2 separate regions of the Homo sapiens genome follow, and region 1 is linked to region 2. A link is a loop called in an ENCODE intact Hi-C map of the cell type or tissue named here. Cell type or tissue: psoas muscle. All regions are shown on one strand. Each heading gives the region's core, and the rest is flanking DNA. Links, peaks and the distances in the headings are about the cores only.

Region 1 (16,566 bases), core at 5,550-8,049, 130 kb before region 2:
CCCGCTAGACCCCCTTCTGCGTGTACTTTACTTTCGTTCCTGCTCTAAAATGTTGTAATAAACTTTCACTCCTGCTCTCAAACTTGCCTTGGTCTCTCACTCTGCCCTATGACCCTCTGTGGAATTCTTCTGAGGAGGCAAGAATTGAGGTTGCTGCAGACCCCTGTGGATTCCCTGCGGCTAACAGTGTCATGAACCCAGCATCCTCCAAACCAGCTTCTCTGACTCAACACTGCTCCCTTCCATCCCTTCCCATTCTACCAACACAGATATTCCTGAAACAGCAACTCCGACTATGCTACCTTCTCATGTCAACACTTCTGAGGGCTCCAGATGTAAATGTAAGTGTAAAGGTATCTTACCAGCTGCCTCAATCCACCATTCCAGGCTCACCACTTCCCAGGCCCTACTGTGCTCCACCCACCTTAGCATCTTGGAAGCTCTGTGGCCAGGCCATGCACACCCAGCCTTGTGCCTGGCCCACTGCGTCTCCTTGGGAAGCACTCCTCCACCTTCCCTACAGACCATCTTATATCTTATACCTTCCATAGGTTCCTTCTAAATGCCACCTCCTCAATCCGCTGTCTCACGTAGAATTAATTCTCACACTTTTTACTTATACAGAAATGTTCTACAGACTTTAGAAGACATCCTATTGTACTAAAGTTTACAGTATATTAGATTTGCATTATAGTTATTACCTGTTTGTTTCCAGTTAGACTGCGGTCTTTGGAGGGTAGGAACAAGTTCTTATTTCTCTCTGTACCCAGCAGCTTACGCACAGTAAGGATTCAGGCAGTACTTATTATTATAGTTAAATAAATGGAGCTTTACAGGTTTACAAGTGTCTCAAATGTTTTTCCATTTTGCAGACTTGACTTAAAAACACAGACATAACCCTTAGAATCACTCCGTGAGTTAGTAGCCATGCCATTAAATGACAGATTTAGAGATGCATATATATTTTCGAATCTTGAACACCCAACTTCCTTTCAGTAAGCAAGATAATACATCAACAAGACTTGCTTTAGAAAAACTTTTATTTGCAAAATTCATAGCTCAGCCGTCGTTATTGTGCTCATTTTTTACATGAGAAAACATTAGCACATAAAAGCTAGACTAATTTACCGGCCTTCCTTGGTGAATTAATGACGGAGCCACAGCTAGCAGCCAAGATTTACTGAATTCCTACATTAATCTTAGTCCATGGAACCACCCAACCTGTGGACCAGTCAAGCTAGACTGAGGAAGAATAGGATTGAAGTAGAACTCCCTCTCTTACTGGCCACTGAGAACAGGGTATGGTTTGAATCAAATGCTTTCCTACAGGAGTCATGAATCAACCACAACTTCCTCCTGCTCTGTATAATTTCTCACTGATTTGAACCAAGCACATGGCAACTACCTATGGCACAATCTTTGGGGATGAAACGTTGAAGCCAATGGACGTTGCTTTAAACTTACCAAGGGCTAACATCTTTGGCAAAACTCTACCTTTGCCTCAATGCATAAGGAGTTTTCCTAAGCACTAGATTCCTTTAAAATTATATGTTATGGGGAAAAAATAAAACTTGCCAAGTTATGCATTGAATGTGACGACCTTCAGTGCATTTTTGGATGTTGCTAAGAAATGTTTTCTTTTCTTTTTTTTTTTTTTGAGATGGAGTCTCTCTCTTTCACCCAGGCTGGAGTGCAGTGGTGTGACCTTGGCTGACTGCAACCTCCACCTCCCGGGTGCAAGTGATTCTCCTGCCTCAGCCTCCTGAGTAGCTGGGACTACAGGTGCCCACCACAATGCCCAGCTAATTTCTGTATTTTTTAGTAGAGACACGGCTTCACATGTTGGCCAGGCTGGTCTTGAACTCCTGACCTCAGGTGATCCATCCGCCTCAGCCTCTAAAAGTGCTGGGATTACAGGCGTGAGCCACCGTGCCCAGCTGAAACGTTTTCTAAATTACATTTGGATTTTCTGCATGCTAAGGGAAACAATTTGCATGTCATCAACAGATACATGAAAATTCCAAGCTGTGTTAGAAAAACTTCATAAACATAAACATTTGGCATGCCAAATTTTATGCCTAAGTATCAAAGGAAGAGTAGCTTACTCATGGTTTTGTATTTAAGATGTCAGCTGGGTCAAACCAATGATAGATGATCAAAGTGGTGCTTTCATTAAAGAGAAGGAAAGGAATGTTAGGCAGACTTTAGAATGCATAAATAACCAAATGAGAAAAAAATGGGAAAAAGTGTGTAAGAATACCCTAGTCAATGTGGAATCAGTTATCTTTTAACATTACACAGAAAGGCAGTGCCAGTGAAACACACATACACAGGTGTGAACACACACACACCCCTAGTGTCAAGTCAGTCCCTCCTCAGGAAATTCCATAACTATGTGACTTAGGGCCAGTTACAAACTCTGAGCCTGGTTTCTCATTTATAAAGTGAGAAGAGTGATGTCTTCTTCACAGGACTACTGTGAATATGAAAATAAATAAGTACATGAAAATGTATTATACCTATGAAAAGCTTGTTCTGTGATAGGCATTTAGAAACAACAGCAAAATAAATGTCATAAAGTCCAGAATGGGTCAGGTGCAGTGGCTCACACCTGTAATCCCAGCACTTTAGGAGGCCGAGGCAGGTGGATCATTTGAGGCCAGGAGGTCGAGACCAGCCTGGCCAACATGGTAAAACCCTGTCTCTACTAAAAATACAAAAATTAGTCTGGCATGCTGGGTGTGCCTATAGTCCCAGCTACTTGGGAGGTTGAGGCAGCAAAATTGCTTGAATCTGGGGGGCAGGGGCTGCAGTGAGCTGAGATCATGCCACTGCACTCCAGCCTGGGCAACAGAGCAAGACTCTGTCTCAAGAAAGAAAAAAAAAAAGTCCAGAATGTAAAGCGCTGATGAGATTCAGGTAAATGTAATCCATGGTAAGTGCGATGCTTGTTAATATGGTTCCTTCCTTTTCTGAGGTTTGAGTTAGGACTCCATTTGTAGAAGGAAGACTAGACCATTTCTGTTTGCACATAAAATCTGCCTCTCAAGGCAGGCTAAGTCACTGGGCACTGTCTTCGCCTGCCAAGCTCCCTTGGGCCCAGCCCAGTTCAGATCTTCCTGTCCTAGGGTGGCCTCTCTCCCTACCTGCCCCTGCCCCAGGGATGGCCTTTACTACCAAGCAGTGGTGGGAAAGACCAAGCCCTCCCTCTCTCTCGGGGCTCTACTCAAAGGAAAAACTTCTGACGTCATTTTACATTTTGTTGTTCTCAGTGACCATTCTCAGTTCCATCTCACTTTTCTACTTTCTTTTGATTTTCTTCTGTTTTCATATTTTTATTTTATTATTTGATGAACTTGTGTTATCATTTCTTTTGCAATCTCTACGCATCTCACACTGTTCTTTTGCGGGACTGCTTTTCTTCTCTTCTTTCTACAACTTTGTTCTTCTCTTCCTCTTCTTTCTCCCTCTCTTTACCTTCTCCCAGGGCTGATACAGAGCCAGTGCCAAGGGCCCACAATACTTTAAGGAGCCTTCAAAATATTTTTATTTCTTTTAAAATCAGAAGAAAAAAATGAATGTTGGGGTCAAATGAAATGTTTCAATAAACAATACTGATATATTAATCTTCATACCAACAGTCATAAAATAATTATGTAATTGTGAATATAATCTTGTTATCGAAAAAGTGGCCCGCACATAGTCTCCAGAGCCCATAAAGTCATCATGCGTCCTTGCCTTCTCCCTCTACTGAAGCTTACCAACACTTCTACTTTTCTCCACTTTACTTTTACAGTAAAATTCACTTCATCATTTTTTTCCATGTTTCTCCCAACAACGAACTCAAGAGCTCACTTTTCCATGTTCCCATAGAACCTTGAGTATAAATATCCATTACAGCAATCATTATATTAATACCAATTATCCTTTTGTGAGCCCTGCTGGATTGTGAACCCTTGGCATGGCTGAACCTATCTTACTTAAGTTTACAGAGGACTCATCAATGTTTTATATACAAACCAATGAGCAAAGGAATCAGTACATAATCAATGATTCATACTTCAAGCACTGCTCTCACTCACTGAAATGTACATACACCATCCACCGACCAAGCCTTGTCATGAGCAGGGAAGCCCACAGGGGAGAGGAAGGTGTGTCTCTGCTGGTGTAGAAGTGTAGGGGCAGGTGGTGAAGTTGTCAGCAATGCCACACTGGCGTAAGAGTGCTATGATCGAAAGGAACTGCTGCTGCTGTAGCCAAGGCAACTGGAATTGAGGACATTTTTGGTGAGTTAAGTCTGCTCATCCTTTGGGTCCTGTTTGCCAGTGGAAACTTCCTCTAAAGGAGCTAACTTCCTAGGAATGAATATCTATTTTTCTGCATAACAAACCAACCCATTATTCAAATTCATTGATGTCCAGTTAATGGAGGCAGCAGAAATACCAGGGGAAAAGTCCAGCCACTGTCCACCCTGCAGCCATGAGCTCTTAGTGCCTTAATGGACAGGCAGCTGTGAATCAGATGGAGGGAGGGAGCAAGGCTGAAAGTAAGACAGGAAAAGCGCTGAGTCTATGGAGTTCACACTTCCAACACCACCATCATGTATGGACTCCTGTTTTTCAAAGCTCAAGTAACATTTCTTCGTTTCTCATTATTGTGGCCTGACAGTTTCAAAGCACCACCTGTACTTCTGAACTGGATAATGTACAGGGAAAGGGTGTGTGATATTACTACTGACAAGAATCCAAAATGAGGACTTTGAGCTCTTGAACATAAGCTAGTGTCTTGATAGGTGAGTAAATCAAAACCTCCCACTGAAAAGACTAGGATTCCCTAAACAGGGATCCATGTGACTGTGGGTCTGCAGGAGAAAACAGCTGCGACTTCAAAAATTTGACTTGGGGAAAAAAGAAAGTGCTGTTTTCCCTCTAGAACTTTCAGTTCTCGTAGCTTCTTTTGTTGCTGTAAAATTATATTCATTAACAAAGCCCCTGGGAGAGCTGCCATGGTGGAGCGGCAGTTGGAAATAATGCTGCAGAATGAGACGAAAATTCATCCAAGGGTTTGCACAATTTCAGGGCCTCAAAAAATTGAGATATTAAGCAACAAGTCCAGCAGGGCCGTGCACCTTGCAGTGAAACTGCCCTGGACCCTGATTCCTGCACTCACAGAGAATCGAAGTGACTGCCTGCTCCACAATTGCCCCTCAGCTTCCTCCAGCGGCACAACCCCACCTCAAAACACAAAGAGAGTCTGACTATCCTGGCAAGACTTAAAAGTCCAAATAAGAAAAAGTAGAAATAAATGAAAAGCCTGTTCTTACTATTCTACCAGAAAACAGAAAGTGGAACTCATTAACAGTCTTTATTCTTTCATTTACCGAACTGTGTCAAACTCTGCATCTGGCACTGTAAGCCCTTGAAATGAAGAAAATAAACATGCAAGACGGTAAGTAATAGCTCATCCCTAGAAGGCTCACATGGGAAAACCCATGGAAGGTGAATGTGTAACATGGAGGCGATGAAGGCTAGAATCCCCATCCACAGTCCACAGACAGACAAAGCAATATTGCCCCTCCATGAGCCCTTTCCTCCCCAGCTCCTCCTCAGGGAGCCAGCGCCTCACTCCACTGCTTCTCACTTCTTACCTAGTGTTCCGCTCCATCTGATAATTAGAGCTGGGAAAGACTGGTTTGACTGGTTTGACTATTTGGGGTTCACCCAGTAACCCACATGCTTTAGGCCCTTTCAAGTTCCTGCAGAGGCTGCTTTCCGGCACAGAGGAGGATTTCAGAGTGACCGCGCCGCTTGAATATAAATGCAAGTTAATACAGTGCCCCAGTGTGTCTATTAACTGGGCTAAAGATTTACATTTTGAGGTTGAACTTTCCCTCTCTATTAAACCATTAATTTCATAGGCTGGGCAAGGAGAAAACTCCCAGGCATACAGACAAGGTGACCTCCGTGCTGCCCACAGTAAAAGACTTCCTCCAATAACTAGTGTTTTCTTCTAGCTTGAATCTTCTGTACAGATACGTTTTCAAAACTCGGCAAAGTCACTATTATGACCATGACCAGCCTAGAAATAAAAACCCACTTGGGCTGCGTCATTACATCTTACAGTAAATACTATTTTGCTTAGCTCTGAACAAGAAATCTTCCCTGAGTTTTCCCAGGTAATAATGCACTAGGTTTAAAGGATAATCATGAAAAAAATAACGTTTAAGGCTTTCCATAAATAAACCTCAAAAATATCATATAAAGAGAAAAGCTGTCGCTCTGTAACAAAGGCCTAGGACTTTTGCCAACCTTGTTAGAATAATGATGCAGAAATTGGGGGCCACGTTTTTCACACTTACAAAGAAATAAAACTGGCATACGAGTGATCACCGGCACAAGGTGCCTTGCACCCCAAAAATGATCCGGCTTCCTCTGTGTTTCCTGGTCTCCTGCTGATCACTCCTTGCATGAAGTCCTGTGCCTATGAACACCTAATAAATATTCACTGATGATGACAACTTATATCTTCCCTGAGACTGGGACAATACCCTGGCCTGTCTGATGTCACTGGCATCACGCCACCCAAATCGCAAGTGCAAGCAGCAGGTGGGCGCTGGAGCAATAAAGGAGTGTGTGTGGCCACAGGAGGGACACTGCGGGGCCCTTCCCTGCCCGAAACCACCACAGCCTGCCAGCCGCCAACGGGGACGGGAGGAAGGTTCCTCCGGAGCTTCCACCAGGGGATTCAGCACTTCAACCTGCCTGGAGAATTTCATTAGAATCTCAGAAGCTGAGAAATTATTTCAACACGATAGTTCACAATGCAGAGATGCACATTTATCATCTTTTACATTTAAAATATTTTATTGGAGGGGTGTGAGAGGAATTTCCATAAGTATATATAATCTCTGATTTTTAAAAATTTCAAGTATGGAAAAGTACCAAATAACTTATATTCAGCAGTTCTGATAAGAACCTAGTATCTTATTTTTTATAAGCAGATTATTTTGTTAGAGAGTATTATAGTAACTCACTTTCCCCTTAGAAATTCTCCCTGCTTATAGATGTTAGCTAAGCTCCATTAGCACAAAAGGTTGCCTGTCTTTTTTCTCTGAAGATAAAAACATCCTGCTCATAGTTTTAAACTCTTTGACAAACAACAACAAAAGCCCTAAACTTCTCTGTGCAGTGGCATCCTGATGAAATCTAACTGGAAAACGATAAAGCGACAGAAATCCCAGGCTTTGAGATATTTTTAATTGCCAATTTTCCTCTTGCACTGAGGCATTAATCCTTGAAGAATAGAAAGTAGACTTGCCAATAACCCAGCAGAGAAGGGGCATGGGAGTAAGAGAAGGAAGGAAGCACATAATGGTGGGAGAACTCCCCCTCTCCCCCCAGAAGCCTCTGTTGAATCCACCCCTGTCCCCACCCTGCCTGCCCTCCTGGGCCTCCCCGCCTTGTAACTGGAAGCCAGCCGAGAGCAGCATTGGTATTCAAATTAGTCTGCCAATCTCTGCCTGGCACAGCTCTTGGTGGCCTGTCAGTACATGGCTGGAAGACAAGGTACCAGATCTTAGATCTGGGGAGATCCAGCCAGATTTCAAACCCACCCAGGATATGTGTCATCAGCCTATCCACGGGATGTCTTGAGGCGGAAAGTGTTTTCTTCTCCATCGTCTTTATTTTTATTAAAACAAAACAAACAAACAAAAAAACCCAAGAAGACAATGCATCTCCAACAGAGATTTAAAAAGACAGAGGAAGGGGGCTATGCAGAGTCAAGCGAGGCACTCAGCACTAAACATCGGTTTCCATGGGAACGAGAGCTGCTTTGTGGAGCTCCGGCAACTTCCCACTCGCTCTCCCCCATAGAACTGGGACCACAGTCTCTGGCATTGTATTTGTGTGGCCAACTTTTCTTTTTTCTCGTTCACTCCCCCTGCCTCTCCCCAGCAACAACCCCCATCGCCACACAAGCAAAAAGGAGAGGAGTGCTCAGAGGTCTGGCTGGATTCAATCACAAAGCATAAAAGGACCCAGCAACGGGGAGCCCCCACGCTGCCCGAAAGACCCTGCCATCCTTTCGTCTCTTGTCTCATTTTTCATCCCCTCTTCAAGCAGCTCATGAGGACTATTTCTTAACTCTTTACCTGCATAACACACAATCATTGTGTATCAGTTTTAAATTACATTTTCATATGCCTAAAATGCTCTGGGCACATGGGAATTTTTTTTTTTTTTTTTGACACAGTCTCCCTCTGTCGCCCAGGCTGGAGTGCAGTGGCCCGATCTCGGCTCACTGCAACCTCCGCTTTCTGGGTTCAAGCCATTCTCCTGTCTCAGCCTCTGGAGTAGCTAGAACTACAGGCGCATGCCACGACACCTGGCTATTTTTTTTTTTTTTAAAGTACAGATGGGGTTTCACCATATTGGTCAGGCTGGTCTTGAACTCCTGACCTCAGGTGATCCACCCACCTCAGACTCCCAAAGTGCTGGGATCAACAGGCGTGAGCCACCGTACCTGGCCAGATATTTTTTTTTAATAGTAATAACCTAAATAGAAAATAGTCAGTGTTGAGAGAAGCATGATTTTAAAGCAAACTTAGTAAATAGTCAAAATGTTGATGTATTCTGTTGGGGTGCATGTGCACGTGTATATACGCTAGAGGGAGGGTGACAGAGAGGAACTTTTAGAGGGTCATTCCTGCCTACCTTTGATGAGGGGGTGTAGTTCAGTGTTCAAACACTGTGAGGTCAGGTGAAAATCCGAAGTTCATCTTCTCTATTTAACTGAATACCTTTAATTTGGTGGTGTTTTTTTTCTAATTTATTTTTACTTTTAAATTTAAAAAGGGAAATATTTATGAATCTATTACTCAGAAGCTGCCCTGCAAAACATTTTAACACATAAATCCTCATCATTTTGCTAAGTGTTAGAACTTTTTTTTTAATGAAAGAAAAGGCATATTTTTTAACACTGTTCATAAATCACCACTAAAATATTTAGTACTACAAGTTTTTGAGGTTTCAAAGGCACTCCTTTCTTTAAAAGGTTTACAGAATGCTTCAAAGTCTACCCAGGCAAAAACTCCCTTGTCATTCACAGGCAAGCTTTCAGATTCAAAGACGTTTGCATTTTGTTTGTAAGTATTTATTTAGGAGATCTGCAATTCATTTTCTTTTGCAAGATGAAAATGTCAATTTTCATCATTTAAATTCAAACTTGTAAAAAAAAGTTCAGCCTATTTATGTGTAACTGAGCTGCAATCTTACCATTTTGAAAGGTTTCTTGGACTATACGGCATGAAAGGAGTTATTAAAGATTGAAAGCCATTTAGAGCTTTGGTGAATAAGAAATATGATTTGTCCATCAAAGCTAGAAATCATTTTTAAATCCATCTCTTCCCTCATTCACCTCCCTCATGAATATAATGCCTTTTTATCACAAAGATGTTAGGACATTGGCATCGGTGTTGATTCTTTGACATCCTCCCAACTCACCTGTTCTGTCCTCCCCCATAGAATTGTTCAAGATCCACTTAAAACATTATTTCTCAAAATGTGAAGCAGATGCAAACCCTGGGCTTGTTGCTTTACTTCCTGGGTCACTATTACATACTCTCCTCCCTTTCCTCCTCTCCCCCAACTCCCCTCCCTTCCCGTCCTTCCCAGAAAGAGGCATTGAGTCAGGATGCTCTGAAGACCAGAGCAGATCAGTAACTAGCAATAATTGATAGTAACTGGTAAAGGGCTTCTCCCACACCCACTGGAAATGAACCTTCATTTTCGCTATTCTTCAGTTCCAAATGTTTCCCACTGCCCTGTCAAAGACACAGACGGTGCGTTTTTCCCTGTAGAGCACCTCCCTTGACCCTGCTCCTGCAGACCTTGGTCTGTGCTTGTCCAGTGAGAGCCGCACCTCCGTGGGGATTCCATGCTAGTGTGGGAAGGCAGGTTAAGGGAGGGCTGCACACACGATGATTGTTGTTAAAAGCACCAGTGTGTTCCCTAGAGGATTTGAAGGGGGAGCAATGGAAGCGTGCCCCTCCTCCTTCTGTCTCCAGGAAGAAAGGCTTCCCCTGGCTTAGAGTGCTCTAGGGCGCTGGGTCCCCTCAGGGTCTTCCTTCTGTGTTCTATGTTCAACCTTCCATCCCCACACCCCAACCCCAGGCCCTGCCAGTTCCCAGCACTGGCCCTGTTCTCCCGGTTACAGGAAAGGCGTCCCAGTCCAGTCCCCAAGAGAGGGTTCTTGGACCTCCCACAAGAAAGAATTTGGGATGAGTCCATACAGGAAAGTGAAAGCAAGTTTATTAAGAAAGTAAAGGAAATAAAGACTGGCTACTCCATAAGCAGAGCAGCAGCATAGGCTGCTCAACTGATTATACTTCTTGACTATAGACTTCTTGATTATATGCTAAACAAGGGGTGGATTATTCATGAGTTTTCCAGGAAACGGCTGGGCAATTCCCAGAACTGAGGGTTCCTCCCCTTTTTAGGCCATATAGGGTAACTTCCTGACATTGCTATGGCATTTGTAAACTGTCATGGCGCTAGAGGGAGTGTCTTTTAGCATGCTAATGCATTATAATTAGTGTATAATGAGCAGTGAGGACGACCAGCTGTCACTTTTGTCACCATTTTGGTTTTGGTGGGTTTTAGCCAGCTTCTTTACCACATGCTGTTTTATCAGCAGGGTCTTTGTGACCTGTACCCTGTGCTGACCTCCTATCTCATCCTGTGACTAAGAATGCCTTAATCTCTTGGGAATGCAGCCCAGTAGGTGTCAGCCTGATTTTACCCAGCCCCCGTTCAAGATGGAGTCGCTCTGGTTCAATCACCTTTGACACCCCTGCCTTGAAACATGGGTAGGTCTCTTGAAGTCCCAAAAAGGTTTTCGCTGGGCTCCACTGCATCTTCTATTTACCTTCTCTAGTCACACATCATAAAAATCATCCCAGAGAAACATCGTTGCCACCAGGGAGTCTCACACTCTCAGGTCCTGGCATTGGAAGGCAGCTGGAGGTTAGCAGAGCCATCCTTCTTTCCTTCCCCTCAGGATAAAATCTTGAGTGGGTGGCCTGAAGTCACATTGCCTGCTCCCTCTCTTTTTCCCTCAGCCTCTGTGGCCTCACTCCCACTCCTACCAGTGCACAAAACCATGTTCCTGAAGGTCTTCATTCTGTTGCCCCCATTACACATCAGAAGCACTTTGCTTTTGTGTTTCCATGATGCTGACATTTTCTGTTGCTTCCCCTACCTCTTTCCCTGATCCTGTTTCCTTTCCTAAGTCCTCATCTCCTTCCTTCTTTCTTCTGTTTTTGCCCTCTGGCCTCACCTCTGCTCATTTAATTTCAACTCCAAGTCCGCATCAGTTAACAAACCTCATCTTTCCTTAAACCTCCTCAGCTTCCCTTCCATACATGCCAATTGCAGCTTCTCCAGGTGAGACATTCCTCACCCACACCTGCATTATTAAAAAGGCCTCCCAACAGGTGAATTCTAAATTCAAAAGTTCAATGGGTTCTAAACAGGAGGCTGACCTAAAGAATGCAAGAATATATGGTCTTTAAGAATAGGGACTATCTTACTCAACTTGAATTTTTAGTCATGCCCAGCACATCATAGAGCCACAAGAAACCCAGGGAAATCCTAGGTTTAGTGGACTCTAAAAGGCATACACGCATTCATTCAAAACTACTCGTCATGTCACTACTGACCAATAGAGACACAGTAGCAAAACACATCAAATGGAGTTTCTACAATTTTTGAAACTCCCAGTCGAATGGAGGCAAAGATATTAAACCAATAATCATTAAAGTAATGAATCATAATAAAATACAAGGTAAAAGCACAAGGTGCAGTGGAAATCGGTAACAGCTGTGGGGAGCACAAAAGCCACCCTTGAGGAGCCTGGGTGGGACCTGAAGAGTTCCGGGGGTGAGTGGGCTGGGTGGGCTATGGGAGCAGCCTTTTGGACGGGGGCTGGAAAGCACCTGGTGGACTAAGGTTTGGAAAACCCGCTGTGAGGCTGAGGGATGATGATAAAGTGAGGCTGTGGTGCAAGGGGAGAGGCCTCGGTCTTCCAGGGAAAGTCGGACTTCACCTAGAACAGAGGGACTCCATGAGACACAGTGCATGATGGTACCTTCCAAGCTCGTTCCTGTGGATTTGGGGTGGGCCACACCACTTCTCTATATTTGCTGCCACAACCTTAAAATCTTCACAATAAATGTAGCGAAACTTAGGGATGACTGGTTGGAATGCAAAGGGTTTGACTTTGTCTGGCTCTGTGTCGCCACCCAAATCTCATCTCGAACTGTAAGCAGGGGAGGGGTCTGGTGGGAGGTGATTGGGTCATGGAGGCGGACTTCCTCCTTGCTGTTCTCATGGTAGTAAGTTCTCATGAGACCCGATGGTTTAAAAGTGTGTGGCACTTTCCCCCGCACACTCTCTCTCCTGTCACCATGGAAAGAAGGTGCCTGCTTCCCCTTTGCCTCCCACCATTGTCAAGCTTCCTGAGGCCTCCCTAGCCATGCTTCTGTGCAGCCTGTGGAACTGTGAGCCAATCCAACCTCTTTTCTTCATAAATTACCCAGTCTCAGGTAGTTCTTTACGGCAGTATAAGAATAGACTGACACAGGCTTGAAATAAGAAAATATTTTACTTTCCCGTTCCACTAACAGGGCAAGTTAACATTGCTATCTAAGACGATCACAGAGGCCAGGCGAGAAGGGGACAACCTTGCACCTGAGCCCTGGGTGATGACGCACACAGAGTTCATGGTGACAAGTCCGTCTGTCTGTGAATTCGTTCAGATCTGACAGCGTCAGGCGTGTCATGGACAGGACAGCCCCAACCCCGTGAGAATCATTTCCTCTTGGGCCTTGGGGAAACAATCCTTTCAAGAAGCAGCTTCTTGAAGCTTGGAAAACATCTAATCAGTGCGGCAGTATGGCAGCAAGACTTCTTGAACAGGGGGCCCCCAGAGCTTTCTGACAATACATTCCGGAGATGCACCTGAGAACCCCTTTGAAAGACAGCACAATTTGACATCCACATTTTGTGACCATGACCTCAAAAACAGGTTCACTCTTACCATTAAAAAAAATGGGGAAAAAAAGCCCTGCTTTACACCTAACTCCTGCACCTACCACCCATAAGTTAATAAATAGAAGATGGCAATATTTTACTTTGACCCCTCACTGAAACAATCTGAGATTATTTTGTTTTTATCAACATCAAATGCACAGCTGCTGCAATCATGTATGACTCAAATATTAAAGGCAACTTTCACCAAATGGTCACACCAGCAAAAGCTTCCTCTACTTCTAATGTCCCTCTGTGGGTTGATTGGGTTGATTGTCCCACAGATAGGTTCTTCCTCATTTAATCAACCAGGATTAGCGTAAGGGTAGGCATTCACATTCATGCTTACTAAAAATAACGTGACAAAAAAGGCTTTGGGATAAGGCTAGCTTCCAGATTACCAAGTTAAATAAGCATGTACCATTACCTTAAATTTGCAAGTACTTTAATGTTTTAAGAATGTTTCCTATGTATTTATCTGGTTCACTAATCATTTATTCAGCTTGTCTGCATGGCCTGTATCCTGAGAAGTTTTGTGAAGTTCAGTGTTACTACGCCATCTTAATTTAATCAGGGTGATGTTTTCAAAGTTATCAACATGCAGATTTGTTAGAATATAGGTTTGGCCACTATCACAGAAACCATAAATGACAGTAGCTTAAATAAGTTGGAAGTTTATTTCTCTCTCATAAAATACTGAGATGAGAGGAACATCCAGCTGGAAGGGCAGCTCCCTCCTCCTGCCTTGTTGCTCTGTCTTCCGTAAGGTTGTGAAAGGAAAACAAATCTTGGGACCCCAAAATCACTAAGCTAAGGAGAAAAGTCAACCTGGGAACTGCTTAGGGCAAACCTGCCTCCCATTCCATTCAAAGTCATCCCTCTGCTCACTGAGATAAATGCATATCTGATTGCTTCCTTTGGAGAGGCTCATCAGACACTCAAAACAATGCATCCATTTGTCTCTTATCTACCTACGACCTGGAAGCCCCCTCCCTACTTCTAGTTGTCCTGCCTTTCCAGCCCAACCACCATACATCTTAACATATTGATGTCTCAGGTCTCCCTAAAATGTATAAAACCAAACTGTGCCCTGACCACCTTGGGGACATGTCACCAGGACCTCCTGAGGCTGTCACAGGCACACATCCTTAACTTTGGTGAAATAAACTTACTAAATTGACTGAGACCTCTCTCGGATATGTGGGGTTCATGACGTACCATGCTCTGCACCAATGCTGGCTCATCCCACATTGGTATCCTGGACAGCAGAAGGGAAGAGGAGGCACCACCTGGAAGCTCCACATATCCCTCTCTGTACACACCACTGGCCAGGACATAGACTTATGGCCAAAATGAGCTGCAAGGGAATCTTGGAAGCATGGGCTGGCTAGGCAGCAGCATGCCTATGTAGAAATTCTAACACGAGTGCAAGATAAGAAGTGTCAACAAAAAGAGTTAGACTCCATAAAATATTTGAAAGATTTACTCTGAGTCAAATATGAGTGGCCAATGGCCCGTGAAACAGCTCTCAGGAGATCCTGAGAACATGTGCCCAAGGTGGTCAGGCTATAACTTGGTTTTATACATTTCAGAGACACATAAGACCTCAATAAATACATAAGATATCAATCAATATATGTAAAATTTATATTTGTTTTGTCAGAAAAGATGGGAAAACTGAAAGCAGGGAGCATCCAGGTCATAGGTGGCAATTTTCTGATTGGCAATTGGTTGAAAGAGTTCATCTAAAGACCTGGAATCAATAGAAGGGAGTATCTGAGTTAAGATACGGGGTCCAGGAGATCTAGGTTTTATCACACAAATGAAGCCTCCCTGCAGCAGGCTTCAGAGAAAATAGATTTTAAATGTCTCTTATCAGACTTAAAGAGTCTGTTTGTCAGTCTTAAGGTTTCTGTTTTAATGTTAATGCTGGTCAGCTATGCCTGAATTCCAAAGAAAGGAAGGGATCATGAGGCATATCTTACCCCCACTTCCCACTGTGGCCTGAATTCATTTTTCAGATTAACTTTGGAATGCCCTTGGCCAAGGGGAGGGCCCATCAGTTGGCTGACATGCTTTGACTTTTATTTTTGGCTTGTAGAAGAATGGATTTAGGGGGTAAAACCAACAATCTGTATAATATTTTTTTCTTTGTAGCTTTACAGCTTTTTATAGTAAAATAAGATTCTGTAGCACAATAACTAAATATTGTTGAATTGTTCAATATTTTGAATATTGAGCTCATGAACCAAATACTGTTTGGAGAGGAAGCACTACTATTTTATCTCCTCCTTTAGCGCATCAAAAACCAGGACCAGAAGACCCGCATCCGTGCCCCTCTCTCCTAGAGTTCGGACATGGTCCCCCTTTCACTTAGGATGAGATCTGTGCTTCTACTACTTGTAAAAAATGACATGAGACAAGGAAAAGAAGTCTGCTACTTAGTTATGGTCTAGGATATACTGAAAACATCAAGAAGAAAATATAAGAGTAGAGAGTCAAAGGTAGAAATCTCTAGGCTATACCCTGAGAGAGCGGAGAACTTCAGATGGGTGAGGATAACACAGAAACCAGGGCCTCTCTTGCCACCACCCCCATATACCCTGATGTCCCCCTTGGGGCTCTGGGAAGAGGTTTTCTTTTTATTTTATTTTATTATTATTATACTTTAAGTTTTAGGGTACATGTGCACAATGTGCAGGTTAGTTACATATGTATACATGCGCCATGCTGGTGTGCTGCACCCATTAACTCGTCATTTAGCATTAGGTATATCTCCTAATGCTATCCCTTCCCCGTCCCCCCACCCCACAACAGTCCCCAGAGTGTGATGTTCCCCGGGAAGAGGTTTACTTTGAGGCTTCTGTGGACAAGACGACCTGCTATTGCAATATGATTTCAGAGAGAGGTCTTGAAGTCAAGCTCTCTGGGGCTATTAGTGCCTTTATGTTATGAGCACTAAGCTGGGAGTCAGAGGCTCTGCTATGCGGGCAGCCAAGGCTGGGCAGAAGGACCCACAGCAGCATCCGGGATGCATAGGCCACGCAGGGGCAGGAAGCAGCTGGGACACAGGAAGCCAGGCCGGGGCTGAGGAAACCAGCTCTGTCCAACCCAGAAGAGAGACCACCAGGGTGCATTTATATTTTTTAAAAATGTCATGGAAAGAAATGCAATTTGAATTTTGTCCCTGACTTTCTCCCACTAGTAAAAGAAAAAAAAAGGATTGTTAAGACAAACAAAGTCCTGTTCTGAATACCATAGTTGCATATAATACATTCCACAAGGTAAATCTGAACTCTTGCCAAAAGTTTGTGAAGAAAATACAGACAGCATTCCACCCCTCAGTTCCCAAGATCTTAAAATGAAACTATTTCCTTGCCTGACTAAGAACAAACAAACAAAAATCCAGAAGAAGACAAAAGAAAAAAATCTTGAGATGAGTGCAATTAAAAACAACGTAATTTTCACATGTCATCTG
Region 2 (16,566 bases), core at 13,819-16,318:
GATTACAATTATTCTCTTTGACATAAAATATTAAAGTTCATAACTTTTAAATGTATGCCTTGCCTAACATGTAACTATTAAAAATGTGTTGCACTCTCATCCTTGCTTCAGTAAAGAACATTTTTCTTATTCAAGCTCCATTTGCACTGTTTCGATGTCATTTTATGCATTTTTTTTAATCCTTTAAATTCTAGCAGTAAACATCATCAGTAAAGAATCTCAGAAAACCAGACAAGAAAATGAAGGTATTCGCTCTAGGCAGAGTGTACTGGGGCAAAACCATTGGCCCATATCAACAACCCTAAATACTATCAGTATTTCCCACTCCAGCTTCTCCATCTAGCGTTGTGCAGATTTGAATTCTTACATCTGTAAAATTAAGGGGAAAAACCTTTTATCTTCCTCATCAGTAATTTGTAAGTTTTAAAAGTGAATGATCCATCATACTTTGAAAAGAGCTTTACTCTTTAAGGAAAACGAGTTTAATTATTCTTTTTAATAGCAATCATCTACTGATCTGTCTGCATTTAGGGTTGACAGCTGAAGAATGAAAGAGGGGTGTCCCTTGCATTTCCGTCGGTGGCTTCTTTAATCGCACTGCTGGCTGTCATGTCCCATGGAAGCCCTCCACAGTCTGGCTGCAAGCTGTGCCCTGTGAAACCTGAACAAGCCGCCACAACCCTCCTTCTTCCTTCAATTAAAGATCCTGCCTGGGAATTGTCTCAGGTGGTTTAAGGATACAAACTTTATTCTTTTTATCACGTGTGGTTATTGACCAGACATCACCATCATCCCAGTACAGTACTAGCTATTGATTAAAGGCCCACAGGGATTGCCTGGGGCCCTGCAAACAAGTGTCAGCCTAGAACAAGGTAGATCTATGAGACATGCCCTCAGCTTCAGGGACTGTGCCCTCACTGTTGGAGGAAGCAAGAGAAAGGGGGAAAGTAAGTATTATTCAGATTTAGTCACAATCAATTGTTATCACTGGGTGGAAAAGAACAAAAAGGCAAGAATCTATTAAAGTCTCCTTACTCAAAGGAAACTTGTAATTAGTATTTGGTGTGTCGGTTTTTATAATGAGACTGCAGTAGTCTGATAATGCCACTCCAGCCCACTGTGAGAGCACTTTCCATTTTAAATCCCTGCTTTAAGGAGCTTAACGCCAGTCATCAGTGAAATCATCTGGACCGGGCTTAAACTCTGAATTTCATAGAGATAGGCATCACCACCGAGGGAATATGCTTCTTTAAAAAAACAAAAAGCTGCCTCTCTCTATTTGGTCCCTGCAGGACTGTGTCTTCAGTCCACCCTTCCCCAGCCCTCCCGCTCCCTCCCGTTCCATGCACCATGGGAGATGCCACCATCTCCAAGAGCCCATTTCTCACAGGGCTTTCCCTGCAGCTTCCCTGCTCTGTCGCAGGGACCACAGAAGTAGCTGTGACTCAGCCCTTCCCTCAGCCAGGGACTTGCCAGGCCTCACACTTGGAGGACAGAATCTTCCACTGGGAAGCGTGTGGGAGGCCCAGCCCCACTGGGCAGTGACACGGAGCTCGCTGGCTTGGCAGGTCCACGGCGGCAGGACCTCTGCTCTGATGACTGGCGTGCACCGCACTGCACAAGTGCCTTTGCAGCCCATCACAATTTTGCATCCAAGGATTATCTCAGTGTTAAATAGAGCATCACACAGGCCGTGGGAAGCCACTGAGAAGAAGCTAAGCATGTAATACAATAAAGAAATACTTTGTAGTCCGACCTGCCACATACTAGCTTGGCGATCTTGAAAAGGGGATTGAAAAATTGTGAGCTTTGTTTAAACTGGGAAAACATAATACCTATCCATCAGGCTCGACTACTTATAAGCTATATGATTTGGCCAAATTATTACCTTTATTAAACCCCCATTTTCCTACCTAGAAGATTAGGTTAATAATAACAACACTTACCTCACACAGCTGTGATGTGAGTTAACTGAGAAAATTCATGTAAAAATCTTAGCATAACACTTGAAAGACAGTGGGCATTTATTAAACGTTAGCCAATATTAATCATTATTCATCCATTCCTCTATTCACTTAACAAAGGTATGAGAATTAAATGAAAAAAGATATACAGAATGCCTAGCTAAATATCTAACACACAGTAGGTACTTGACAATTAATTTCATTTCCTCCTTCCCCTTCACAAATGGGAAAACTAAGACACAGAGACACTGAAGTCCTATCATATTTAATGTTGCTGCTAAGATCTCTGGATCAGGCAAGTCTGCAAGAAGAAATGGAAAGAGAGACAGGGAGGGAGAGAAATCTGAGCATCTCATATCTGCTTTAATTGATTTACTTCAGGTCAGACGCCAGGAGCAGTGCCATAGGTGGAAGTCCATTTAGCTGACTTGGAAAGCTCTGCTCTTGACCTCTGAGAACTGAGAGGTCTGTGAACTCATCTGAGTTGCTAAGGCTGTGGCCAGAAAGGAAAATTTCTCAGCTGCTTTTTCATACCATCGAAATGAATTAATTTTCTAAATGGAAAATTGAAGTAATTAGGTTGTAGACTGAGTGACATTTACTAAGGTGAAAAGCAGGGAAATTTTTATATCCTTTATTAAACAGTTATTAGGTATATTAAGCAATATAGAGTAATTACTTTTATTCCCCCAAATGTGATTATTCTTTTCATGCCAAGACAAGCTCAAACTCACAAGGATCCAACAGACCGTGACTATGCAGAAAAGCACCAGGTTGTATCATTACCGCTCTTCCTGGGACCTCCGTGGTGGACTGGGCAGGTGGAGAGAGTGGCCGCCACTCAAGTGGAGCAGCATAGGAATGTGGTTCTCCAGATGGCGTTCCGCTTTCTACATGCACCATGGACACACCCTTGCATGTATGCTTCATTTTACCCAATCAGCCTGTCCAACAAGGAAACTGACTCATTGATTCAAATTATTTTGAATAGCACCTACTACATGCTGGACACTGCTCTGAGGTCTCCGAGCCTACAGCAGTGAGAATAGCAGAGCAGCTTCTCACCTTCATGAGATTTGCATTCTAGAGGAAGAAAACAGACAACGAATGAAATACATAAAATACATTAGTATGTTCAAAGATCATTGCTATCGAGAAAAGGGAAATTTACTGACAGGTGCTGTTTTAATGAACCTCTAGGGGAGGTGAGGGATTTAGCCAAGCAGCTTACTGGGAAGAGCATTTTAGGCAAAAGAATCAGCATGTACAAAAGCCCTAAGATGGCCCGGAACATGGCCAGGGGGCCCAGGACCACCAAGAAGCAGGGACCGGAGAGTGACTGAATAGGGGTGGGTGGTCGGAGGAGGAACTGAGAGATGGGGAAAGGCAGTCACTGTAAGGACTTTGGTTTTTATTCTGAGCAGGGAAGTTCCCACTAACAAAACACACAGATGCCCCTGAAAACGGAATAGAAGTGGTTTTGGGAAACTCTCATTCCTCTGATGAGGATTGCCCCCATCTCCATCTCTCAGGTGATGAAATGACACATTTGTTTTAATCATAGAGTTGCCCACTGATCTGCATCGTTCCAGATGCAGATGTTTTAAAAAAACAAAAAGCTGCCTCTCTCTATTTGGTCCCTGCAGGACTGTGTCTTCAGTCCACCCTTCCCCAGCCCTCCCGCTCCCTCCTGTTCCATGCACCATGGGAGATGCCACCATCTCCAAGAGCCCATTTCTCACAGGCCTAGGAAAGGCAAGGAGGAAACAGAAATAGCACCTGACACAAGGATGAGATCCATTTTTAGAATATTGATTATGAGCCCCAAAAGAAACTCCTGTGCCTGCCGATACAAAGCTGTAATTTCACCAGGTCACTGCATCTCTCCAAGCCTTGATTTTTATATTTGAAAAATGAGTGACTGTGAAGATCACATGAGCTGGTGCATTTAAAACATTTGACATTAACTCAGGACTCAATAAATGGCAGCTATTTTTATTTAAAGAATGACTTCTTATTTCCAAACACAATTCCTACCTCCAATTCTGTGTTCTTGAGCTTTCTTGGTCTCTGAAAAAGGATACTTGGCTCCTGCCTCAATACCCATGTACCCACCTCCTACCGCATCCCCATCTTCTATTTGATGCCACTGTCTTCCTCAAAGCTTTCCCTCCACTCCCTTAAATCAGGGGTTCTCCCCAAGGAAGAACTGGTGCCCCAGGGGACATTTAGTAATATCTAGAAATATTCATGGTTGTGATAACTGGAGTCATGTAATAAATGGCTCTTAGTGGGTAGAGGCCAGGGATGCTGCTATATGTCCTACAGTGCACAGGGCAGCCCCATACAGAGAATTATCTGGCCTCAAATGGCAATCAGGCTGCAGCTGAGAAACCCTGCGCTGACAACCATAAGCAAGGCATCACCCTTTCTTTCACATTGTAAGTCCTTAATACACCTGCTTCTTCCTGATTGACTAACTGTGTGGTTCACCATTTCCCCAACAGCTCTGGCACAATTCCCAACACATGGTGGTTATAGTCAATGAGTAAGCGAGAGTTTGCCAAAACAGAATTGTATGGGAGCGACTTTATCACGTAACTCCTTCTGAAACCTGCTGACCAAAATGCCAGAGATTTGGGTTCCCATTGAGAAATTCCATATCGGCCCGGTGCGGTGGCTCACGCCTGTAATTCCAGCACTTTGGGAGGATCACCTGAGGTCGGGAATTCAAGACCAGCCTGACCAACATGGAGAAACCTCGTCTCTACTAAAAATACAAAATTAGCCGGGTGTGGTGGCACGTGCCTGTAATCCCAGCTACTCGGGAGGCTGAGGCAGGAGAACTGCTTGAACCCGGGAGGTGGAGGTTGCAGTGAGCTGAGATCACGCCATTGCACTCCAGCCTGGGCAACAAGAGCAAAACTCTTGTCTCAAAAAAAAAAAAAGGGAAAGAAAAAGAAAATTTCCATATCAAGTTTCTTCAATTTCCATATACAGTTTGAGACCCTTGCACTCTAAATGGATAAAATAAGACCAAATTAATTAGTACAATCTCTGTAATTGTTTTCCGACACAACAGTAAGGCCTTAGTAGAGAAGAAAAACATGACGTATTTTAATTTAAAACACGTTATGAGGCACAAAATGCTACCAAAGATGGCCGCCCTGTTGGCGTGGAGATGGTTGTCCGGGACCCTGCTCCCCTGAGGCGCACCACAGTAAGGCTTTACAGAGCACAAGCTCCTCTTCACAAGAGGAAGGCTGGTCCATGCAGCATCTTTGTCCATGTTGGGCAGATGCAGGAACAAGGGCGTGGAGCCAACGTTAACCACCGCTTTCCCGGTGGCTGGTGTCTCTTTGCAGTGCTTGCAAGTCACAACCATTTGTGCTGCACCTGCCCTTTTCTTTTCAGCTTATGCAAAATTATCAAGACCCTCTTACTCTAGAGAAATGTACCATTACTGCACAAATAAGGCATGCAGAAGAACTGGAAACTAAGGAGCCTCATGAGACAGAAACTCAGAATCAATATGTAATGGGTAGAGCCAGCTATCTGAAAAGAAGCCAACCCTAGAAAGTGATTTGTGAGTGAGCGTGTGAGGAGACACTGGAGAATCCAAACCCACACAACACAGCGAGGGCTTCATTTCAAGGGAATATGTTTGAATACAAAAGAAAGTGGTAACCTAAGCCACCTTCTTGTCAGTTCACTTTGCTATAACAGTGTACAATAGACTGGGTGGTTTAAACAACAGAAATGTATTTCTCACAGTTCTGGAAGCTGGGAAGTCCAAGATCAAGGTGCCTGTCAATTTGGTTTCTGAGGAGGGCCCTCTGCCTGGTTTGCAACCTTCTCACTGTCTCCCCACGTGGCAGAGAGAGGAAGGGTGCTGGTCTCTCCCTTTTCTTATAAGGGCACTAATTCCATCATGTGCTCCACCCTCGTGACCCCATCTAAACTTAACCACCTCCCAAAGGCCCCACCTCCTAACTCCATCCCAGGGGGATTAAAGCTTCAACATATAAGTTGGGGTGTGGGGGATGAAAGACAAACATCCGGTCCACGGCAGCTACTGATTCTTGACAGATAATAGACCTTATGTTCACAGAAGATCGTGTTCTCATGAGGTCTAGAGAGAGGGAAGTAGTCACTGTCAACCTCTCCCACCACCTTCTAGAAGTTTCTGTCCCTTGGCTTTCTCCTGCTTAGCTGCCTCTGTCCAGCTCTGTCTCAGGCCCCTTCACTCACTCTTCCCCTCTCTAAGCCTCAGTTTCCTCATCTGTCACATGGAAGACAGCAGCATCTGCCTCACTATATATGGTCACTGTGAGCGGTTGGCAAATGGGAGGCCCTGATGGATGTTAACTTCCCTTCTCTATGTTTGGAAGTTTACTTTCATCTCTGCCCAAGTACTACTGCCATTTTCCTAGTGTGGTTAATCTTAAGTGTTAGAAAAAAGCCGTTTGGTTGAATGAATTTATATCAACATGTTCCTGATTAATAAATTATTGATCCTTCAAAAGGCATTTGTCATTTTTAGGGTCCATGTTAACCAAAAAGATTAAACAACTGGTAGGCTTGTGAACTTCAGACAGTATGACACAACGAAATGAAAAAAGTTCAGGCTAATATTGACGAGGAATCAGCCTTTGACATCAGCTGCCCAAGATCGTTCCATTTCTCAGCCTCACCTTCCACCCGAGACCAAAGATTCTCTATGAGTTTTGCATGGAACTGCCTGGTGTTGTCAGTGACTTTGTCTATTTTAGCCCAGTTCTCTACAGGCCACACCACACTTCCTCCCTGCCACTCTTCTCCAGGCAGGTACACTAGTATGAAAACAAAGAACTGAGCACCCTGCCCTATACTGTCCCTCTGCACTCCACCCCGCATACACCATTATTTGTCTTGAAGTGACCTGGGGCAGTGTACGTGGTTCTACACATTCGTGCACATTGGGTTGGCAAAGAGGTAGCAGAAGCAACAGCCACCTGGAGCATCTGAAGGACCTGGAGTTAATTCGATTTCTATCAAATGGCTCAGAAAACTATGTTTGTCAGCCACCACGCCAACCGCAAAAGCCCAGAATTATCCCTCAGTTCCGTGGCCTGAGTCATATCTTGTGATAATGAATTTGGATGAACTCCTTAATCAGACAGATCTGGGTTTGAATCTCAGCTCTATCATTTAATACCTTTGCACTTTCAGAGAAGTTATTTATTCCTTTGAAGCTTAAATATCTTGCTCAGTAAAATGGGTTGAGAATGGTATCTTCCTCCCTGGAAGGGTAAGCTGAGATCTCAGGTGGGTGATAGCTGAGCCCAGCACCCATTGCCTTTGAAAGTGCTGGAAACCTGTGAGCTGGCACCATTGTTGTTGGTGCTATTACCACCTCCCGGGAAGCAAGACTTCCAGTCCTGCTCAAGCTCCCCGGCACCCTTGCTTGGGCCATGCTAGAACTGGGTGCATGGTGCTCCTCGGATACTCATGCACCCATCCTGCAGAGGCAGCTGCCCTGCAGTGGGTTGCTCTTTGAAGGACGTACTTTTTAAATATTCTCATGCACTAGCCTGCTCGTCTCCTCTAGTTCAATGGTTTTCCTAAAAGAGATGAAAGGAGTGAACTAGATGTTACTGAAGCAGTGGAAATTCGAAAACGGTGAATGGGTGGCAGAGAGGCAAAATTTTTATCTAGTTCCAGTGATTTTTAAGATTTGCCAGTCATTGCCCACCAACATCTCAGAATCACAGAAGCCCCCAGCCACTTCCCCCCCATCTCTGCCTTCCCATGTTCCAGCTGTCACTCCCACCCACGGCATGGGGCAAACCCCTGCCACTAAGCCCCAGAAACGCTGAGGCTCCTCTCTGCTTCTAAAAAAATATGCTGAAAGTGAAAAAGCAGACGGCATTAAGAAGTAAAAAAATCAATCCTACAACTTGTTTAAGCAAAGTAAGTTCCATAGGAAGCCCTAAAATAATGACTGTCAAGGGAAGTGCTGTTATGGTTGGCATATTCATTGGTAGCAGACAAAATTATGTTGTTTGAAACTTGCCAATCCAGTAGTGCAGAGAAAGTTGGGGGATGAGGATCCTATTTCTAATCTACTGCCTTCTTTAAAGAAGGCACTTAGGATCAGCTGCCCTGAGGGGAATTGGAGACTTGTAAGGTAAAAAAGCCAGTTCTGGCAACAAGGTTAAAGTTCTAGTAAAGTCGAAGTGCCCGGATTACTATGGTAAAGACTTTTTTGGGGTAGGAGTTGTCCATGATGTCATGTTTCATACTGAGGTTTCAGGGAAGCACTGGGCAAGGCCAGCCATCTCCTCTCCCTCCCTCAACTGCCCAGCTGTCTATTATACCAGCCCCTGAGAGCCCTGAGGAGCAAAACCACCCCCAGGAGGCACCGTTCCCTGCAGGACATGCCAGCTGAGCTTCTGCCCACAGGCTTTCCCTTCTGAGCCCCTTCAAGCGAGGGGAGGAAGCTGGGCTGAGTGTCAGGCCTTGTCATTTTAGACAGCGTGCAGATGCCCTGCGGTGATGTCACCAGCCACCCGAGCTCAGAGATGTCAGATACCCGCAGCCCAATTCATCATGAAGCTGGAAATATGACAGTCCTGGGAGAAACACTGACAGACAGGCAGAGCCCATGTGGCTTTGTCAAATTAAGAAAAATAAAGGCTGGAAGACTGTTTCCATAGATATGCTAATGAATTTTGATTTGGGAAGAAAGAGGAACCCTGATTTTAGATGGAATTGCTACCAAATGTTCTCAGATCTAGTGCACAGCACATTCCCGACTACAACACGTCACCCCAATTGGGAGTCTATGGAGCTCCGATAGCAAGGGCAGAATAGCTTGCTTGAAAGCAGGAACTACACAAGAGGGTATTTCATGAAGCATTTTTGTTAGCCCTAAAATACTGTGCAATTCTAGGAGGGTAAAAATGGGTTCAATGTGGCAAATGTCTATAGATCACCAGCCTCAGTGTGCTGCCATGCACGGTGCCATGGAAGAAACAACGGTAAGAAACACATAACTCGTGGCATGAAGACTCTTAAATTCTAAGGAATAATTAGACAAAGACAAAGACGCTACAAAATAGGGAGCAAAATGTCCGTGTCAGTGAGAAGCCCCAGGTGCTGTAGAGATTCAAAGAAGAGAGAGATCCGGTCAGGTGCATGGGGATGAGGGAGGGTTTTAGCAAGGGCCTTGCAGGACAGAAGTTTAGAAATTATCTCGAAAAACAGAATTAGTGAACAGATAGGTGAATTCCAGCCTTAGGGAACCACATAAAGCCATAAAGACACAACCATGAAAGTGCAGGTATGAGGGGAATTCGTCCACCCATTCATTAGCGAATTCCGCAGTTACCAAGGACCCGGTACGTGCCCGGCACGTCTCCAGGCGGCAGAGGCAGAGCGGTGAATGACACAGACTGCCAGAGCGCCAAGCATCAGGCCAGAAACGCATCCGTGGGAGGTATCGTGGAGCACGGCAGTCCAGTAGGAGATGGGATGGAGTGTGGCTGCGCGGCTACTGAATAAAGGGTCAGGTGTGTGCTCAGTGAGTCACACTCAGGCTGAGGGCTAGATGATGGAGCCCACTCGGGAGGAATGAGTCCCGGTGGAGGGAGGAGCCAGCCCACAGCCGAGGTGGGAATGATTGCCTGTCTGCAGGCCAGTGTGGCTGGAATAGCGGAGGGGAGAGAAGGGGCTCAACGTGAGGACCAGGGAGCTACTGAACTGTGCCCGCCAGGGGACAAGGTTGGGTTTTATCGTAGGCGAGTTGGGACACCTATAGAGATTCTAAGCAAGAGGTGATAGGATCTGATCCATGTCTTGGAAAGACGGTGTTGGGTGCTGAGTGTGAAGGACCAGGATGGAAGCAGGGACTCCTGCGGAGAAGCCTTTTCCACGGGCTGGGGCAAGACACCATAATGGTGTGCACAGGTGAGGCTATGGTGGGCACGCTTGAGGATGCTCCCAGGGTTCAAAACGGCAGCTCCTACTTGTGTTCTTGAAATAAACCCGGAAGAAGAAAAGAGAATGGCAAGATTTTTGCCTTAAGCAACTGCTGGACCTAGTTTGTGAGATGAATATGGCTGTGTGAGGGCAAATTTATGAAGGAAATTCTACTTTGGCCAAATTAAGTTTGAGATTACCATAAGGATTCACAGTAAGACATCAAGAAGGAATACACACACACACACACACACACACATACACATTGTTGACAAAGAAAAAAATGGAAAAAAAAGGCAGTAGTTGAAAGAGGAGGTGGGGTAAGCTTTTTTGTTTTTTATGTTTTTATTTTTGAGATGGAGTTTCACTCCTGTTGCCCAGGCAGGAGTGCAATGGTGCAATCTCGGTTCACTGCAACCTCTACCTCCCGGGTTCAAGTGATACTCCTGACTCAACCTCCTGAGCATCTGGGACTACAGGTGCGCACCACCATGCCCACCTAGTTTTTTATTTTTATTTTTAGTAGAGATGGGGTTTCACCATGTTGGCCAGGCTGGTCTCAAACTCCTGAGCACAGGTTATCCACCCACCTTGGCCTCTCAAATTGCTGGAACTACAGGCATGAGCCACCACGCCTGGCCAGCTTTTTTATCTTAAAATCAAAACTATTAGAACGTTTTTATACATTTCTCTCCATCCAAATACAGTGGATAAAACAGAAATGTATATCACAATTCATAACCATTTCTGATAGAAAAAGGAGAAAGAATAATTATAAGAAAACCAAGAAACTCAAATTAAAACAATAATGAGATAATCTTTTCACCCAACAGAGTGAAAAAAATTAAAATGTCAGTAATACCCATTGCTCATGCAGATGTGGGGAAATGAGCACTTTCATGCACTTTTGACAGAAGCATAAATTAGCCCAATATTTTTTGGAGTCAGTTTGGAGACAGCTGTTGAAGCAATTAGATAGACAATTCCATTTGAAATTTATTCTGCAAAAATAGGCACAATAACCAGTCAAAATGAATGTATATGCATGTTCATTGCCTCATCTTTTGTAAGACAGTAATGAAGTAAATCATTTTACATCTACATAAAGAAATACTCTTTAAACATACTGACATAGAAAAATGCCTGTATTTTAAATGGAAAAAAGCAAATGGATGATATAGTGGATGCATAAGATTCTAATTTTATTATACATATTTACATTTGCCTGCGCCTATGTAAGATTTTACAGAGGGGAGAAGGGATTGGAAAGGTGCACATCTATTAACTGCAGCTGTCTTTGGGTGGTGAGAAGGAGAGGGGAGTCTTCCTTTTCACTTTGTATATTTCAGTGTGGTTAACATTTGTATAATGAGAAACGTCAATTTTAAAGATTAACAATAGCAACTGAAGATAAATATTAGAAATCTGCACAGGACAGAACAAAAATAGTAGAACACAGAGCACTACACATGAGCATTCTCAGTGCTGGTGGGGTGCGGAGAAACAGCCACCGCCATGCACTGATGTGGGAAGTTAACCCAGGAAATTTGGGAGAACAACCTTGGAAATACTGTGTTAATGTCTCTGAAGTGTATATGCCCTTAGCTGCACTAAAGACACTTCTAGGAACCTGTGCTCACGGTCCAATCAAAGATGTACAGAAGAGCATCCTCACTGCCACATTTTCATTGTGGCAATGAGCATCCTTTTCTGCAAATCTTTGGACTCTGAATATAGGTTCCTAGAAGTGTATTTAGTGCAGGAAAATGAGGATGCTCATTTTCACTATTACTTATAATAGTGAAAATTTTCAAGAAACATATCATTTAATATTAGATCAATGGTTTTATAACTCACATTTAAATAGACCATGGCATGTCAGGCGGCATCAATATCATGTTTCTGGAGATTACTGAATAACATGGGACATGTTTACAATATGTGCTAAGCATAAAATCAAGATGCAAATTTCTTCACATTGCATAATCCCTGTTTTACTCACAAATAAATGTATATTCATCCATTAAAAGTAACATTTGAAGAAACTCATCTAAAAATTGACAGTGATTACCTCTTCATAGCAAAATTAGAATTTAATTTATTCTTTTTATAATTCTATTTTTTCCTAAATGTTCTTCAGTGGGTATGCCTTTGTTTTATAATCAGAATATCTGAATGGGAAAAAATATTAAATTAGTGACATGGTTTGGCTGTGTCCCCACCCAAACCCCAACTTGAATTCTATCTCCTAGAATTCCCATGTGTTGTGGGAGGGACCCAAAGACAGGTAATTGAATCATGGGGGGCTGGTGTTTCCTGTGCTATTCTCGTGATAGTGAGTAAGTCTCACGAGATCTGAAGGGTTTATTGCTTCCTCCTCATTTTTCTCTTGCCCCCATCATGTAAGAAGTGCCTTTCACCTCCCGCCATGATTCTGAGGCCTCTCCAGCCATGTGGAACTGTAAGTCCAATTAAACCTCTTTTTCTTTCCAGTCTCAGGTATGTCTTTATCAGCAGCATGAAAATGGACTAATACGATTAGTACACCTATTTGTCTCAGAGCTCATAGGATTTTGTACTTTTGCTCAACTTTAAAAGCCTCTGAAGGTAACTCAACTAAAGTAGAAATTGCCTCCATAAAACAGGTACATTGTGAACATTCATTACTGTCCACTTTTTACACATTCCCAGTCATCAATGTTAAGATGCATGAATTTCCAGGGGTACCTGGGAAATATATGAGCCCAGGCTCAGGGCAGCATCTGTCAGTACAACAGAAGGTCATTCCACAGCAGAAATTGAAATGGATGTTATTTGCTCTAACAAACGCTGATTGCATTCCAGACCTATAAATCACATGCACACATGTGGAACTGATGGGCCCAGACAGTGGCAAGCCAACGTCTGTATAAATGGCACCTTGTCCATCTTTATCCTAAGCTCCTAAACCAGGTCTAGTTCCAGCAAAAGTTGATCACTCCAGATATAATCCATACCAACTCACACCCAACTTGTCCTAAACCATGTGAGCTTCATCTATTGCCAGGTGTCCTATAGATGTCTTAGACACTTCAAATGGTTGGAAAATGCTCACAGAACTGCCTCCACCTAGGTTAAACCCCAGAGCAACAAATTTAAATCAGCTGAGGCCAGTCTACAACCGCCCCCCCTCCCCGCCCCAGAAGAGAAGCTGGCTGAGCTGTCAGGGTGCCAGAATTGCAGTCTTGTTCATCTCTGAACTCATACTTGGAAGCTCAGTAAGAGGCATACTATTAGTTCATATTAGAAACAGTTACTGAATGCCAAATAGTAAGCTAAGCCCTTGATGTTTGTCATATAATTTTATCATTATAACAGCCCTATGAGACAGAAAACTCCTATTATCCCCATTTTAGAGATGAGGACCTAGGACTCCGAGAGGTTAAGAAACATGTCCAAGGTCACACAGCTCACAGATGATGGAGCTGGAATTTGAATCCAAGTGGTCTGTTTCCTAGTCCCCACATGTACCTGCTAGGATGTATACCAACCACATGGACTTTCAATGCCAGTGTCGTAGGACTATGTGACTTGGATGTATATACTGTGTGTTTCCAAGCACTTGTACACAGTGAGACTTCAACAAATATCAGCCACTGTTATTAAACCTCCAAGACAAGGCATCAGAAAGAAGGAACAACAAAGATTTCTAGGGATTTCTGGCACTGTCCATTTCTCAGTTCTACTATCCACCTTGTGCAAGGTGAACCACTTCCCCAAGCGGGAACCACCAGTCTTTGCATTTCTTCAAGCACTGATGGCTGCTGGAGAAGGAGGCAGCACAGAGAGCCTGGGGAAGGTTCATGGGTGACACTGTGTGACTTGGGCGGAGAGCAGCCTCTCTGTGCTGGGTGAGTGGGATAATGATTCCTGCCCTTATTGTCTTCACATGCTAATCAGAATTAATTGGGGAAATCATTGTGAACTCTAGGTCCTCTTAGATTAGTGCTTAATTATAATACATCATTTGCTGAGAATAAGTACTTGGACCCTGGAGATGAATCCTCTCTCCTTATCCCTTCAATAAGGATTCAGTTCCAGACTTATGCTCTATCATTTCTTCTCAAAATACAAGAAAAATAACAAATCGTTATTTTATCCCTCTCTTTCATTTTTAATCAAACAGATTAAATAGAAAGATAAAGAGCCATTTTAAAATCATGAACTTTTTTTAAGCATCATAAGATTGTTCATTCCATAGAATCAATGGTGTACGGTCTGCTCATATATCTTGAAGTTACATTACATTCTGGTATTTTCTATCACCATCATTTAGTGTTTTAGTTGTAAACATGCTACATAACACAGAGGCCACTCACTGTCAAAGGGTCATATGCGACAGGACAAATGGCCACTGGCCTGTCCCCACCCCTTCCACTTAAATGTTGGAAGGAATGTGGGGGACCTGCGGAAGTGGGGGACCACATTCCTTACATGTTGAATGTTTCCAAAGAGCCCTCTCCTCATTGCCTCTGCAGTGACTGCCAGTATTCTCATCCGCAGGGTTCAACACAGCCAGACTCATACCGAATGCAAAAAGCTACCCCTAACAAAACACCAGAACTTTGCATCAGGAAATTCAGTCATGCTTCGCTTGGCTGATCTCAAATATCTGAGCGTGTGTACTAGTCTTCTGTCACTGATGGTCTGTCTAGAAAGGGCTTCTGTGGTTCCTTCCTCTCCCTCTTGCCAGCTCCCCCACACCAATATTTCTTTAAATCAAAGGAAACTATTATCTTGTAAAGGTTTTAACATGCATATGTCCTTAGAACCTCTAAACTGTTATAAAAATCATACGATTAGTCACTTGGCACATGCCCAGACCTAAGCTCAGGAGGCATTGCAGACCGTTCCATGCCTCAGGCACAGCCTGAAGAGCATCTCTGGCCTCTGCAGTCACCCCAGGCCCTGCTGCTGAGACCTTGACCCCTCCAAGTCCCTCCACGCAGCGGGCTGGCCACTCTTCCAGGAAGCTGCTGCAGGACAGACTCCAGCAGACTACTCAGGATTCAAGGATGCGTGAAGGTTAGAGCATTAATATACATCCACATCCTTCAGATGCAAGAGTAATGATGAAATAATCGTCCCCGGATAACGGGATGAGTCAGAGGAGGTTCCAGGAATAGACTCCAGATTTCCATCTCGTATCACCATTCAACATCACCACTAGGAGACTTCTACGAGGGCAAAGTGACCTCACACGTGTTCTGAGCCCAAAAATATTTGTCTCGAATGCTTTTCCAACTCCTCTCAAGCTATAATAAACTGAACTTTAAATCAGTTGTTCAAATTTGACAACAGAAAAATCAGTGATAAAATTCTACTTATCATGTGTTTATGAATTTCTAATTTTTCTTGGGGCTTCGAGACATAAACCCAGAGTATAAAAAGCTGTCCCTTCTGGCCAGGTTGGTGAGCACAGCAGAGGCCAGCTAGAAAGTTTCACATCCTGTTGGCAAATCGGCAAGAGCTACTGAAGATCTGCCACTGTTATACTTGACATGGAAGACAAGGAAAGTCCCTGAGGGCTGGAAATAGACAGAGTACTCACAGGAAAAGGGAGGGAAGTTAGGTAGCAAGGAAGGAAGGAAGAGAGGGTAGAAAGAAAACAGAAAAGAAGAAAGAGAAGAAAGAGAAAGTGGTGGGGAAGGGAGGAAAGTGGGGGCGGAGAACTACCTTGGTAACTGCAGACCAGTCAATGAAAGTTTTTTGGGTTTTTTTTGGGGGGTGGGGGGTTGTGTGTTTTTTGTTGTTGTTGTTGTTTGTTTTTTGAGATGGAGTCTCGCTTTGTTGCCCAAGCCAGAGTGTAGTGGTGCGATCTCAGCTCACTGCAACCTCTGCCTCCCGAGTCCCAACAATTCTCCAGCCTCAGCCTCCCGAGTAGCTGGATTACAGTTGTGAGCCACCACACCTGGCTTATTTTTGTATTTTTAGTAGAGACAGCGTTTCATCATGTTGGCCAGGCTGGTCTCAACTCCTGACCTCAAGCAATCTTCCCACCTTGGCCTCCAAAAGTGCTGGGATTACAGGCATGAGCCACCTCACCCGGCCCCGTCAATGAAAGTCTGATGCTCAGAATTTATTCCAAATAAGAGTTCCTTTGTAAATGCAAGTAACAAAGTCCTGACAGATGCATTCTAGCTTCTTCTTTGACAATGACAGGCCTCAGAGAGACTGGTTAAGCAAGGGGCACAATCTACCCATGCTTCAGTAAGGATGTTAATTTTGGAAGCAAAAGGGAAAGGCAATTTTAAGGCACAATTAAGCCTCCTGTAAAACCATAGGGATACTGCAAGTAATGACATTCAGTGGAGTGAAGGAAGGAAGGCAACTGATCACTCTCACCACGAACTCTTATCTGAATGGATGGTAGCCACCATGCTTACAGAAGACAATAAGCTCGCCACATCTTAGAACACAGAAATAATCCAAAGGGACCTTGATAAACATGATAAATCAGCTCTAAAACCATGATGGAATTTCATCCTGACTGTATTAGTCCATTTTTGCATTGCTATAAAGAAATATCTAAGACTGGGTAATTTATAAAGAAGAGAGGTTTAATTGGCTCGTGATTCTGCAGGCTGTACAGGAAGCATAG

The links. Peaks named below come from ENCODE experiments on the same cell type or tissue, not always from the same donor. Only the 100,000 strongest peaks of a DNase experiment are listed, where the experiment ranks them.
Region 1: a loop joins it to region 2, with 2.2 times the contacts of the local background. A loop is called at or near these places in 3 of 110 quality-filtered maps.

The regions. Positions count from the first base shown.
Region 1 is chr6:163,935,144-163,951,709 of GRCh38, reverse strand. The region is part of intron 4 of LOC105378102 (a long non-coding RNA gene); the gene reads right to left. Among named protein-coding and RNA genes, the nearest start is that of QKI, 530 kb to the right of the region's middle. RefSeq lists enhancers at 6,150-6,650, 6,651-7,152, 8,050-8,703, 10,288-10,979. In psoas muscle, for the core only: a CTCF peak has its summit at 6,585; DNase peaks (open chromatin) are centred at 6,609 and 7,489; H3K4me3 peaks cover 1,600 bases; H3K27ac peaks cover 2,132 bases.
Region 2 is chr6:163,813,161-163,829,726 of GRCh38, reverse strand. No RefSeq gene overlaps it. Among named protein-coding and RNA genes, the nearest start is that of QKI, 410 kb to the right of the region's middle. RefSeq lists an enhancer at 14,648-14,697. In psoas muscle, for the core only: a CTCF peak has its summit at 15,161; a DNase peak (open chromatin) is centred at 14,896; H3K4me3 peaks cover 523 bases; H3K27ac peaks cover 2,478 bases.